Linked DNA regions of Homo sapiens: region 2 is linked to region 1. A link is a loop called in an ENCODE intact Hi-C map of the cell type or tissue named here. Cell type or tissue: GM12878. All regions are shown on one strand. Each heading gives the region's core, and the rest is flanking DNA. Links, peaks and the distances in the headings are about the cores only.

Evidence for each region. A loop is a pair of places that touch in the nucleus more often than their neighbours do. Peaks named below come from ENCODE experiments on the same cell type or tissue, not always from the same donor. Only the 100,000 strongest peaks of a DNase experiment are listed, where the experiment ranks them.
Region 2: a loop joins it to region 1, with 3 times the contacts of the local background. A loop is called at or near these places in 3 of 110 quality-filtered maps.

The regions. Positions count from the first base shown.
Region 1 is chrX:10,163,784-10,170,601 of GRCh38, forward strand. The region is part of intron 2 of CLCN4 (chloride voltage-gated channel 4); the gene reads left to right. Among named protein-coding and RNA genes, the nearest start is that of CLCN4, 10 kb to the left of the region's middle. In GM12878, for the core only: no CTCF peak of the experiment used is centred there; a DNase peak (open chromatin) is centred at 4,008.
Region 2 is chrX:9,992,185-9,999,002 of GRCh38, forward strand. No RefSeq gene overlaps it. Among named protein-coding and RNA genes, the nearest start is that of WWC3, 20 kb to the right of the region's middle. RefSeq lists an enhancer at 5,332-5,711. In GM12878, for the core only: CTCF peaks have their summits at 1,227 (motif pointing right), 3,773 (motif pointing right) and 5,678; DNase peaks (open chromatin) are centred at 3,882 and 5,577; H3K27ac peaks cover 202 bases.

The DNA.
Region 1 (6,818 bases), core at 1,094-6,093:
GACGTTAGGGTCCAGATGATTCATTTTTATGGGGGGCTGTTCTGGGCAATGTAGGGTATTGAGCCGCATCCCTGGCCACCATCCACTAGATGCCAGTGGCACCCCATCTCCCAGTTGTAATAACAAAAAATGTCTCTAGACATGGCCAAATGTCCCCTGGGGGTCAGTATTGCCCCCAGTTGGTTGAGTCCTACAAGTCTAGGCAGTGGGATACATGTTAGGACCAAATGGACAAGGTTCCTGCCCTCACGGGACTGATTTGAGCTGAGGGAAGAGGAAGTAGCTGTTGGATAGGCTGTGTGTTGAGTGAAAGGATGGACAGCAAAGGATGCACAGCACTGGACTCCAAACGCTGGTCAGGGAGGGCAAGAAGGCCTCTCTGAGGGGTCGCACTTGAGCAGAGATCCGAATGGAGAGAGAGCCACTTGAGCACGGTGGGCTGAGTGCTCAGGGCTGAGGGAACAGCCAGTGCAAAGGCCCTGAGGCAGGGCAGGACAGGAAGCGTTTGCGGAAAGCAGGGAGATCGGCGTGTGCAAAGTAGAGCTACCCAGAGAGTAGGGGTGGGGACAGGTGCTCAGAGGGGCGCAGGGGGCAGGCCATCCTGGAACTGGCAGTTGTGGTGTCAACCCTGGATTGTCCTCAGTGTGATGGAAAGCCACTGGATGCTCCTGTGTCGGGGAGTGACATGTTGAGACTGGGTTAAAAGGACTGGCTGCTGTCAGGAGCAGAGTCAGAGGTGGGTGAGAAAGAAAGCAGGGCAGCCAGCAAGGAGGCTAGGAGGCGAGGCTGGAGGCCAGATGGGGAGTGGCCAGGGTGACCAGGTGAGTTGGACTGAGGAGCTAACCTCTTTAGCAGCAATGTTGTCCTAGGTGCCAGAGTGGGCCCTTGGTGATCAAAGAAGCCTGGCGTGGGAGGGTAGTGTGAACTACAGGGCAGGACATGGAGGCTGCAGACGTGTCCTCATGCATCCGGCTCAGTCGCAGCATCACCTTTGATGGGCGGTGGCCTCCCAGGGACAGCAGAGGAAATGGCCATGCACATTCCCACATGACACCTGAAAAGCTCTCTTTCCCGCTTCTTGTCGTGGCTGAAGTCTCCCAAGCTGTCAGGCTGCCGGTGGCTCCGGTGATTCTGGCTACACAGCTTGCTTGCTGTCCTCGGGCCCAGCACATTTGTTCCTGCCACTGAGTCTCTGAATTGGCTGTTCTCTGTGGCTGGAGGGTCAACCCCCACACTTGTTCCCTTGTTGCCTTCTCCAAGTGGCCCTGGTCGCCCTGCACCGCCTGTCACGTGCGCTTCTGCGGGATGCAGTGGCCTGCAATCGGGGGTTCATGGAAGCCCCTGCCTGCTGGCTTGCCATCTTCACACTGTTCTTGACGTGGTCCTGCCCTGCCCCAGGGCCTTTGCACTGGCTATTCCCTCAGCCCTGAGCACTCAGCCCCCTCGTATTCAACAGAGAGCCTGCTGTTGGCTGGGTTGAAAGTAGATGTGAGACCGGAGCCTTCCTCACAGAGGGGACTTGAACCCCTCTTGAAGCTGCAGAAGAGGAGAGTCCTGGAAGGCTGGGGTCAGGCCCTTGACCTGCCCTGGGGACGACACATGGGAACAGCAGGGTCATGAAGGAGAGGCTGTGGGTGGGCGCTCCCCCTGAGGGTGGTGTTCCCCTCTTTCCATCTGAGGCAGTTGGGGCGCCCAGGATGGGTTTGGGGTTTGCTGATGTGAGAGCTACCCCAACGCTGTGTTTCCTTATGGGGGAGGCTGCTCCTGGTCCTGGGTGCTGGGCCTGCGGCTCCTCTCTGTGGCTGCCGCTCCCCTGAGCCTTGCCCGCAGTTTCGCGATGCTTCCCGATGGGCTGACTGTGTCCTCCTATCTCTTGGCTCTTCACTTCCCTTCTGGGTTGATTTGGCTAAATATGAAAGTTCTTTTTCGCCCTCCACTCTAACCCCTGGAGGTGCTGGTTGGGTGAAAAGGCCTCTGTGGTTAGCAGATAGCCGAGAGATTGTTCCTCTTAGCTTAGTCACGCATCACACCAGCTCGCCTTTTACCCCAAACATGGAATTGGCTCAAATGTCAGCCCGTGTGTTGGTCAGAGTGGCCTGCCTCTCTTCACCGTGGCGTCCCGGGCCACCAGGAACAGCACATGAACGCGGTTTTGGGTGCCTTCCAGCATTTAGGCTTTACACACTTGCCAGTCACGAGTGGCTCCTGAAATTTTCTTTTTATCCATGAGGGGGTGTGAACCTTGGATAAGCAGAAAATAGGTTGTTGTGGAGAAAACCTGTCAGAAAATGGTGAAGGGAAGGCCAGGCTGTGGAGGTGCCAGAAGAGCGAGGGATTTCCCACCTGCACTGTCTTCAGCAGCTGTGATGGCTTGAACTGTGTCCCCAACAAATTCATAGATTCAAGTCCTAACCTTCAGTACTTCAAGACGTGACCTTATTTGGAGATAGGGCCTTGACAGAGGTCATCATGGTGAAACGAAGGCATCAGCAGCGCGCGTCCCTTCATCTCAGACTTCTGGCCTCCGGAACTGGGAGAAAACCCTTTTCTGTTATCTGAGCCACCCAGTCCGTGGTGCTTGGTTACGGCAGCCCTAGCAAGCACGTGCAGCAGCATTTTTTTGTGGATGCATGAGAGCGCGACCCAGGGGCCTTTAATTAAGCTATTCTCACACGGTGTAGGAGAAACGTGGCCCCCAGTGCCCTCTCCATGGAGGCACATGGCTCTGGGTCCTGAGGTGGCAGAGGCCTGCCTGCTGTTGTGGAGAAAGGCCCCTGGGACCTGGGCTGGATCCAGCTGCCCCCTCACTGTGTGTGAGACTTAACCTCTGTGCCGCAGTTTGCTTATCTGTAACTTATCTGTAACGTGGGCCTGAGGGAGGCGGTACTTCATACACGGGGGAAGTGCTTAGAATGAAGCCAGGTACACGGAGCCCTGTACAAAGGCGTTGTGACTATTATTATGGGAAGAAGTCTCTGGGGAAATTCCAAACCCTTGGCTCTTGGCACCAGCAACACAAACACCTCACAGCCCAGCCCTCCTGTCCCTGGGATGGGGGTGTGAGAACACTGAGGCCATTGTGTCACCCGAGGCCACATGTGGTTGGCCTCATCCTATTTCCAACACGTGGGCTGGGTTTCAACGTGGAACGAATGGCTGCATGGCCCTGGGTCCATAGGAAGCCTGCCATGGTCACACAACAGCTGCCTAGTCCTATGGAAGCCAGACTGTGATTGAAGGAACACAGGGAGTGCTGGGGGCAGGGCCGGGGCCGGGGAGGAAGTGGGAGGAGGAAAAAGGAAGTGTCTCCGCTGGTTCGAGGCAGAATTTTGAAACAGGCACAGTTTCTTTCTGAACATCCTTTTGCTCTGAGCTTCCCCCTGTTTGAAACTCCTTGGTCGTGTGGCCCTCCACCCCTCACTGGGGGCCACCACCTGGCTCCCGTCACTGTCAGTGCCTTCCTGTCTTCTCCCCTCTGGTGTTTGGAGGGTTAGCTAGAAGGGGTGGAATGAGTCCTGGCCACCTCATCATCCTAAAGGTGCCCGCATTTTAAAAGCAAGACTCAAAATGATTACAAATGAAAATGAAATTCCTGGGGTTTCAGGCAAGGTGGAATAAGGCAGTGAAAAGCTTTTGTATTGGAGCCAGCCTCCAAGATGGGCCTCGACCATCCTACCTCCAGGTGTTCATGCTCATGTGTGGTCCCCTCCCATATGGAACCATTCAGGGCTGACCTGTGTCACCAATAGGATACCGTGGAAGCGACAGTGTGTGACTTCCAAAGCTAGGTCATTAGAGACCCTCCTGGTTCTCTTGGACCACCCCCTCTAGAGAAAGCCAACTGCCATGTCGTGGGGACATTCAGGGTATCCTGTGGGGATGCCAGCGAGCAAGTTGGTTGCTATGTGAGGGAGCCCCCGTCCAACTTTCAGATGACAGCAGCCCTGGCTGACATCCTGACCACAACCTCCTGAGAGACGCTGAGCCAGAAAGACCCAGCCACACTGCTCCCCACTTCCTGACACATAGAAACCGTGTGAATGGTCAGTGTAAATGGTAATTAGTGATGCAGCTTCAGATAACTGAAATGACTAGTAATGGTCCAAAGCTTTCTTGGAGGGGAGGCCCAGTGCTGGTCTCTCCTTGGGTCAGCTCCCCAGGCTCTGGCCATAGCTGCCTTCGTTTTGCCCCTTCTGAAGCTCCACTTTTCTCTGATCGTTCCATATTTGTTCATGGTATTTTCTCTCTCTTTCCTTCCTAGGTTGGAGAGGAGAGGAGCTTCATGCAAAGTTTAGGTCTATTGATGATAAATTAGGGCATATTGAGGATGAGTTTGGATATATAGATTTTTAGTAAATGGGCAACGGTCTGTATTTCATGAAAATGTATATCCTGTGTATCTCTTTATAGCCTGGAGGCTTCAGTAAAATATTCCCCAAATGCCAGTGGGGTTTGGCTGTCTGGGCGTTACTTTGGGCATTCGGCCTTTGCAGATGCGGGATGTCATTTTTGATGCGAGCAGCCCCCTTTTCCTCCAGCACCAGGGAAACACGCCACAGCCTGTAATGCAATGTGGAGCCCGTGTCCTCTGCCCGCTGCACAGGGGATTTGCCAACTCCAGCGCCTTTGCTTTGTCAGGGCTTTCAGACTTCTGACCTCAATTATTTCAGTGGGAGGTCATTTTTGCAAGAGAGGATGCAATGGGTGTTTGAAAAGAGAAAGTATTTCACGGGCACTTCAAAGAAGTGTTGCAAGCATGCCAATGAAAAACCTCACTTTTGTAAAGTGAAGCAGTGAGATTTAACTCCAGCTGATGGCTTGTTTGGGTTGCCTTTGGTCAACTTTTAATTGAAATCCATGTGCAGAAAAGTGCACAAAAGGTAAGCGTGCAGCTTGATGAATTGTCACAAGGTGAACACACCTGGGTAACAGTGCCCAGATCCAGAAATGGAACATGACCAGTTCCCAGAAGCCACCCTCATGTCCCCTTCCAAGGGTAACTGCTATCCTGAATAACGCCACTGGTTCCTTCTGCTTGTTTGGAACTTTATAGGGATGGAATCTCGGATCCCTTTGTGTCTGCTTTTCTTTGTGTCTTTCTTTTACTTGACATTAGGCTTGTGAGCTTCATTCTTATTATGGGATGGAGTGGTACCTCTTTCCTCCTCATAGCCCTGTATAGCCTAATAGCTTTCTTTGTATGTAAAGTGTCTCTTTTCTGTCACTGCTTTTAAGAGATCTTCTTTTTCACTTGTTTAACAGTTCGATTATGCTATGCCTTGGTGTAGTTTTCTTCATTTTTTTGTGTGTGCTTGGGGTTTGTTGAGCTTCTTCTATCTATAGGATTATATAGTCTAATAGTTTAAATCTTTGTGTAAACAAGATTTCCTATATTGAATGTTCTGGTCAGTGTATCTACATTTATTTCCGAGAAACTTCTTGAGAGAGCTTAAAGGGATTTTTAAGGCAGTTTCCCTCTCAAGCTGTCACCTCCTCCACTTGGATAAAAACAGTGAAGGATTTGTCTTGTTGGGCTGATAAGAAACCGTCAGCTTGTGGTGCTTTTAGCCTCTGTTATGGGTCCAGAGTCCACTCCCTCAGGCTCCATTGATTCTGTGTCGAATGCCTGTGGCTGGATATCAGGAGGACACCTGTTTTTGTCAGCCCAACTCTTTTCATGAGTGAAAAGTAACAAGGGAAACAAGATGAATTCAGAAAAACAAACAAACAAACAAACAAAACCAGTAAGGAAAGGCAAGGTATGCCCCTCAGACAGGCATTGCTACAAATTATTATCATGTCTTTAAAAAAATATTTTCTGTTTTTCTTTTTAAAATTTTTTAATTTTGCTACAAATTATAAAACTGGTGGGTGATGGTGGACGTTTCAAAACCACTCACGTGTGACATGGCAGTGACTTCAGGCTGGCCTACATAGCCTTTTGTTCTCTGTACATGTACAGATAAAAATCTTTCTTGATTCTTTTTTTTTCTTTTTCTTTTCTTTTCTTTTTTTTTTTTTTTGAGATAGAGTCTCGCTCTGTTGTCCAGGCTGGAGTGCAGTGGTGTTATCTTGGCTCACTGCAAGCTCCGCCTCCTGGATTCAAGCGATTCTCCTGCCTCAGCCTCCTAAGTAGCTGGGATTACAGGCATGCACCACCATGCCTGGCTAGTTTTGTATTTTTAGTAGAGATGGGGTTTCACCATGTTGGCCAGGCTGGTCTTGAACTCCTGACCTCAGGTGGTCCACCTGCCTCGGCCTCCCAAAGTGCTGGGATTACAGGCATGAGCCACCACACCCGCCCTCTTATCTTGATTCTTGAGCATGTCTGTGCAGTGATGTCCAAAGCATTCAATAGCTGACTACTTGATAGGGTTTTATATCTATTGATGGATATAGTATTAATAACACTCCCTGTAGAATAGAGGTAGTATGTGTGCCTGGCTAAGCTTTTTGTGGCTTAGTGGACACTATTTCTATATAGCAACATTCAGCAAACACTTCATTTTATGCAGGTCCGGATAGTAAATAGAGATGAGTAACATAAGCCTTTGCCCTCAAGGAGCTCACAGCCAAATATGGGAGGAAGCATGTTTGTAAATAATCACTTGAACAAAATGCAGTTTCTAAATAAGATTGATGTTAAAAATATTAATATAAACAATATTAAAATTTTAGTGATTAAAACACAATGGCAAGGATGCAGGTCATGAAATGAGTGGAAAATAGGAAGGGAACAAAAGGTTATACTAGGCCAGTGGCTCTTAATGTGCGCCCTTGGATCAGCTGCAGCAGCCTCCCTTGGAAGCTTGTTAGAA
Region 2 (6,818 bases), core at 757-5,756, 170 kb before region 1:
GACAGGGCCCCGCGGCACCGCAGCGCTGTGAGAGCAGAGCGGCTCTGACTGCGCCCGCGGCTGCAGAGCTACCGGCCTGGGGCCCTTCCTCCCGGAGGCGGGGGTGGCGGCCCAGGGGCAGTGGGCGCTGAGCGAGCTTTGGAGCAGCCTGGAAGTCTATGGTAGGGGCGTCCTCGTGGGTGCGTGGTACCAGCTTCACTGTGCCCTGGGGAATCCGATTCTCTGCCCTCCCCTTCAGCTCGGCCTGCTTCTGCACGTTCTGGGGACGATGGTCTTGCCATAGACCCCGGGAGCCAGATCCCCTCTCACAGGACATGGAGCCCCGGGGCGTGAATGCCAAAGGATACCCAGCCCGGCTTCCATCCGTGATTTCAGCTAGGTCTTCTGGAGAACTTGCTGCGATCTCTCCGTCAGCACTTTTATGTTATGGAGACGGCTTCTTTCCTTAAACTTCATGAACTAGCCTCTGCTAGTTTCAGACTTCTTCTGTACTTTCCTACTATATACACCTACTATGTACCCACGAACTTTATTTATTTATTCATTTATTTGACAGGGATGAATGGAAGTGGAGGAAATGAAGTTACCACTTGTAGACAGCCCCTAGGCCCAGGGGCTGGGAGTGGGCGGCCCTGGCGGGGTCCAGTTCTGTGTCCTCCAGCAGAGCTGGGCCCGAGACTCGGCCGGGGCAGTCCGGGGAGGCCAGGGAGCCAGGCTGTCCTGGCTGAGCCCTGCTGCCGCCTCAGCGGTGGCCGGGAGAACAGGCTGCTCACTACCATCAGCCTGCACCAGCCACCCATCGCCTCTTTTCCGCACACAACCGGCCCCCGGGACAACCAGACACCACCGGACCGACTGGCTGCAGCTGGCGGTTCTGGGCCCGCTGAGTTGATTCAGGGCTCAAGGTTCCTCCTGTGTTGAGCCGGGGGGTTTCCTGCCGGGACAGGGGTGCTTGTGTCCGCCACCTCCCGGGCTCACACAGCAGAGAGCATCACGGGGACGTCCTCTTGGGCGCAGGGTACCAGCTTCACTGTGCCCTGGGGAATCCGATTCTCTGCACCCACCTCAGCTCGCCCCGCTTCTGCATGTTCTTTGTACTTTTATGGAGTCTCTGAAATTTCTATACTGCGCATGTATTAATTTTTAATAATAAAAATTACAAATAACACATTTGGATTTTATAAATTACGTTGCAGTCATAAAGCATGCTTTCCGCCAGGTGACGGTATAAGCCCATCAAATAGTTTGAGAGTACAATATTTGGCCTGAAATTGAACACTACTGCTGTTAATTGCTCAGTTGTTTATTTTGACATGTTACTTGCACAGGTGTTATTCATTATATTGGGTTTTTTTTTGAAAGAATGACTATAGATTTATTTGTAAAATTGGTATACAGAATAGGAGAAAAAAAAGTCACCAGTCGTGGCACTACTCAGGTATAGCCAAGGTTAAGGATCTGACATTTATCTATTTATCTTTATGTTTATCTTTATGTCGGGAAAGAGAAAAACAACACTTTTTTTTTTTTTTTTGAGGCAGAGTCTCACTCTGTCGCCCAGGCTGGAGTGCAGTGGCGCGATCTCGGCTCACTGCAAGCTCCGCCTCCTGGGTTCACGCCATTCTCCTGCCTCAGCCTCCCGAGTAGCTGGGACTACAGGCACCCGCCAACACGCCCGGCTAATTTTTTGTATTTTTTTAGTAGAGACAGGGTTTCACCGTGTTAGCCAGGATAGTCTCGATCTCCTGACCTTGTGATCCGCCTGCCTCGGCCTCCCAAAGTGCTGGGATTACAGGCATGAGCCACCACGCCTGGCCAACAACACTGTTTTTTAAAAAATGTGTCCCCCTCCATACAATTGGTTTTTAAATATTTTTTATTTTTGTGGGTATATAGTAGGTGTATATATTTATGGGGTACAAGAGATATTTTGATACAGGCATGCAATGCATGATAATCACATTGTGGTAATGGGGGAATCCATCCCCTCAAGCATTTATCATTTCTTTATGTTACAAGCAATCTAATTATATTCCTTTTGTGTTTTTTTGTTTGTTTGTTTTTGTTTTTGTTTTTTGAGACGGAGTCTCACTCTGCCACCCAGGCTGGAGTGCAGTGGCAGACAGATCTCGGCTCACTGCAAGCTCCACCTCCCCGGTTCAAGCGATTCTCCTGCCTCAGTCTCCCGAGCAGCTGGGACTACAGGCGCACACCACCACAACCAGCTAATTTTTATATTTTTAGTAGAGATGGGGTTTCACCATATTGGCCAGGCTGGTCTCAAACTCCTGACCTCATGATCCACCCTCCTCGGCCTCCCAAAGTGCTGGGATTACAGGTGTGAGCCACCGCGCTCGGCCTCTTTTAGTTATTTTTAACCTACAATACATTATTGTTGACTGTAGTCACCCTGTTGTGCTATCGAATACTGGATCTTATTCATTCTATTAATAATTATAGTTTTGTACCCGTTAACCATCCCACTCCCCACCCACTACCCTTGCCAGGCTCTGGTAACCATCCTTCTACTCTCTGTGACCATGAGTTCAATTGTTTTGATTTTTATCTCCCACAAATAAGTGAGAACATTCAAAGTCTGTCTTTCTGTACCTGGCTTATTTCACTTAACAATTGTTTTCTAATCTATCCTTTCACATTGAATGTATCTTGAGCGTTTTCCCAGTATCCCTAAATTCTTTGATATGGTGATTTCTAAAAGGTGCACTGTATTCCATCCTGTTGATGCACTGTGACTTGTTGCACTGATTTAAATTAGTCATTTAGGCTGTTTTAACTGTCCTTAAATTATAAAAGATTTCCCATATATAAAATATACAGAGAAGAGGCTAGGTGCCTATATACCCACAAAAATAAAAAAAATTTAAAAACCAATTGTATGGAGGGGGACAAATTTTTTTAAAAAAGTGTTGTCGGCTGGGCGTGGTGGCTCACGCCTGTAATCCCAACACTTTGGGAGGCCGAGGTGGGCGGATCACAAGGTCAGGAGATCGAGACCATCCTGGCCAACATGGTGAAACCCTGTCTCTACTAAAAAAAAAAAAAATTAGCTGGCTGTGGTGGCGCGTGCCTGTAATCCCAGCTACTAAGGAGGCTGAGGCAGGAGAATTGCTTGAACCAGGGAGTTGGAGGTTGCAGTGAGCCGAGATTGCGCCATTGCACTCCAGCCTAGCGACAGAGCGAGACTCCATCTCTCTCTCTCTACATATATATATATATATATATGTATATATATATATATATATATATGAGAATATTACAGCCACCCAGTGAATCACTATTCCATTTTAATATGTGTTAATTTGTTGCCATCTTTGCTTCAGACATTTTTAAGAAACAATAGTTTACAGGTAGAGTTGAATGGTTCCTCTATCCAGTTGATTCCTATCCTTCCATCCCACATGTAACCTCTAATCTGAAGGTTGTGTTTATCCTCCCTATCCCTGATCACAGACTTTAACTACAAAAGAATGTTTCCTAAACAATACAGTATTGTTCTGAGTTTTAAAGTTTCACACATACTCACAAGAGCATATCCTTTATTCACTTAACATTATGATTTAGAGATTTACCTATGTTGACTTAGACCTAGCTGATTTTTGCTGTCCTACTATATAATTTATAAATATAATATACTTTACTAACACATTCTCCTATTGACAAACACTTGGTTGTTTCCAATCATTGGGAATCAATGCGCTTGGGATGGGGCAGGTGCGGACTAGTGCCACCAGGGGGCGCGCGGAGAGCAGGATTGAATGGAGACGTGCGGCGTTTGGCACTCCTAGCGGAGGAATGGCTGAGCCTCTGCAGTTTCCAGGATACTGCCAAATCGCATTCCATAATGCCTCGGATTTCAGTTCTGCCAGTAGCGAATGAGATCCCATTTCCTCACATTCTCGCCACTACTGTGGGGTATGAGACTCGGCTTTGGCCTCTCTGAGGTCAAGCATCTTTTTATGCTTATTGGCTAGCAAGGTTTTGTCTTTGTGAATTTCCTACCCAGAGCCTTTGCTTCTCATCCCGTTAGGTTTGTCTTTTTCCCATTGATTTGTAGTTTTTAAAAATATATTCTTAATCCGGAGAGGATCTCTACAGCAAGCACGTGGCACGTGCAAACTGAGTAATTTAAGGTGAGTTTAACAAAGGGGCTGTGTGGGGCCCTCCCTATCCACCGATTCCATATCCCCAGATTCAATCAACCAGGGATTGAAAAAATTCAAACAAAAGTTCCAAAAAATGTTTCATTGGTTTGTTGTTGTTGTGGTGGTGGCGGTGGTGGTGGTGCTGTTGATGAGGTCTCACCATGTTGCCCAAGCTGGTCTTGAACTCCTGGCCTCAAGCAATCCCCCTGCCTCCTGCCTCACCCTCCTGCGGTCCACAATGTTCCACTGTGGCTGATGTGTACTGTGTAGTTAGACCTCAGACGGTTGCATCTGTGCTGAACATACACGGACCTTTTCTTGTCATTATTCCCCAAACGATACAGTACAACAACTATTTACATAGCATCTACATTGTATTAAATAGTATACATAATCTAGAGATGATTTAAAGTGTACAGGGGATGTGCCTAGCTTATATGCAAATATTACACCATTTCATATCATGGACTTGAGCATCCTTGGATTTGGGGATCTGTGGGGCATCCAGGAACCCATCTCCCACCACCCTGTGGATACAGAGAGATGGACGACTATATTTCTAAAAGCAGGAGCAGGTTGGGGGCAACCAACGAGGGCTGTTTCAGTACGAATGGCTGGCAACAGTGGGCGACATCTCAGCACCCCAGGCCTGAAATGGCAAACAAAAGTGTTGGGTGACCATTCTCCCTAGATGTCTCAGCATTCCCACAGAGTCTGGTTGCTGGGAGCAAAGGGCCCTGAGAAGCTCTGGTCAGTGCTGATTGGAGAGCCACCAGTCTTGGGAGCTACAGATAGCATCTAGTAAAGATAGAGATCGTCTCCCTCTGCAGAGGCATTCCCACATCCTAAAGCCTTCTCTGTCCCCTCCCAGGAGATAAGGGCTTACCTTCCAGCGTTACAGCCCAAGAGAGCTTTTCCCTCAGCCCCTGGGCAGCGAGTGACATTCCAGGTCATGTCTATGGAGGGGAGGACGGCAGGTCATGAAGTCACCTCAAGGAAAGCTCCAGCTCCCAATTCAGGGCTCCCCTCCTGCGGCGCAACCTGCACAGCTGCAGGCGAGCACCTGGCCCTCTGCGTGGCCCATGGGAATCGGGATGGTGGGGACCAACCCAGGAGCTTGCAGAGCTACTGCTTTCTGCTGTGAAGAACACACAGTCTGTGTCTCTGAACCGAGCCCTGCGATCTTTGGTCAGATGTGTGCATGGAACCAGCACAGGCTACCTCGTTCCCTGGCAAGAGGGGACAATCTCAGCCCTTTCGCAGTGTCTGACTTCATAGGAATGCGCAGAAGGTGAAGTGAACTGTGCTAACAGGAGCCACACTGCAGTGGAGGCAGGCAGCCAGCTCTGGGCTGTGTTATGAGGCCAGCGTTTCCATGATGCCAAAGAGAACGGGGGTTTCCAGGGACTGGGGGAGGGCAAAATGGAGAGACGTGCGTCAAGGGGTGCAAACTTTCAGTTTCACCAGATGAATACATTCCAGAGATGTCATGTATTGCACAGTGACTATAGGTGACAATATTGCACTGTGTACTTGAAATTTGCTAACAGGGTAGATCCTAAGTGTTCTCACCACAAAGAAAAAAACATAACTATGGGACGGGGTAGATATTTAATTAGCTTGATTGTGGGAATTATTTCACAATGTACACATATATCAAATCATCAAGTTGTACAAGTAAGATATAAACATAAAATTTGTTTCTAATTTAAAAATTGTATAGTAATTTCCCCACATAACGGGGCATAGTGGCTCACGCCCGCAATCCCAGCACTTTGGGAGGCTGAGGTGGGAAGATGGCTTGAGCCCAGGAGTTTGAGACCAGACTGGGCAACATAGCAACACTCCGTCTGTACAAAAGATAAGAAAATTAGCTGGGCATGGTGGCGCACATCTGTAGTCCCAGCTACTATGGAGGCTGATGCAGGAGGATTGGTCTAGACTGGGAGATTGAGGCTGCAGTGAACCATGATCACACTACTGTACTCCAGCCTGTGCAACAGAGCAAGACCCTGTCTCGAATAAAACAAAACAAAAGGAAACAAAAAAAAACACCAAAATCCCCCATACTTACTTTGTTTGCTTGCATTTAGATTTTGATCCATCTAGAGTTTATTTAGTTGAGATGTGAGTTTGGGATCTGTATGAGACAGAGTAAAAGCTAGTCTGTTTTAGAAAGGAGATTCATAAAATTCAGTGACTTGGCCGGGTGTGGTGGCTCACACCTGTAATCCTGGCACTTCAGGAGGCCGAGGCAGGTGGATCACCTGAGGTCAGGGATTCGAGGCCAGCCCGGCCAACATGGTGAAACCCTGTCCCTACTAAAAATACAAAAATTAGCCGCGCATCGTGGCACATGCCTGTAATCCCAGCTACTCGGGAGGCGGAGGCAGGAGAATCGCTTGAACCTGGGAGGTGGAAGTTGCAGTGAGCCGAGATCACACCACTGCACTCCAGCCTGGGTGACAGAGTGAGACTCCATCTCAAAAAATAACAATAATAATAATAATTCAGTGACTTAAACTACAAATCTCACCAAGTGACCGAGGTAGACACTCGAGATCACTGGGTGACTTGGTTCCAAAGAGTCATTTGGGGATTCAGGTTTCCTCTTGTTTCCGGTCCACCCCCTAGGATGTTGTCCTTGTCTCTAGC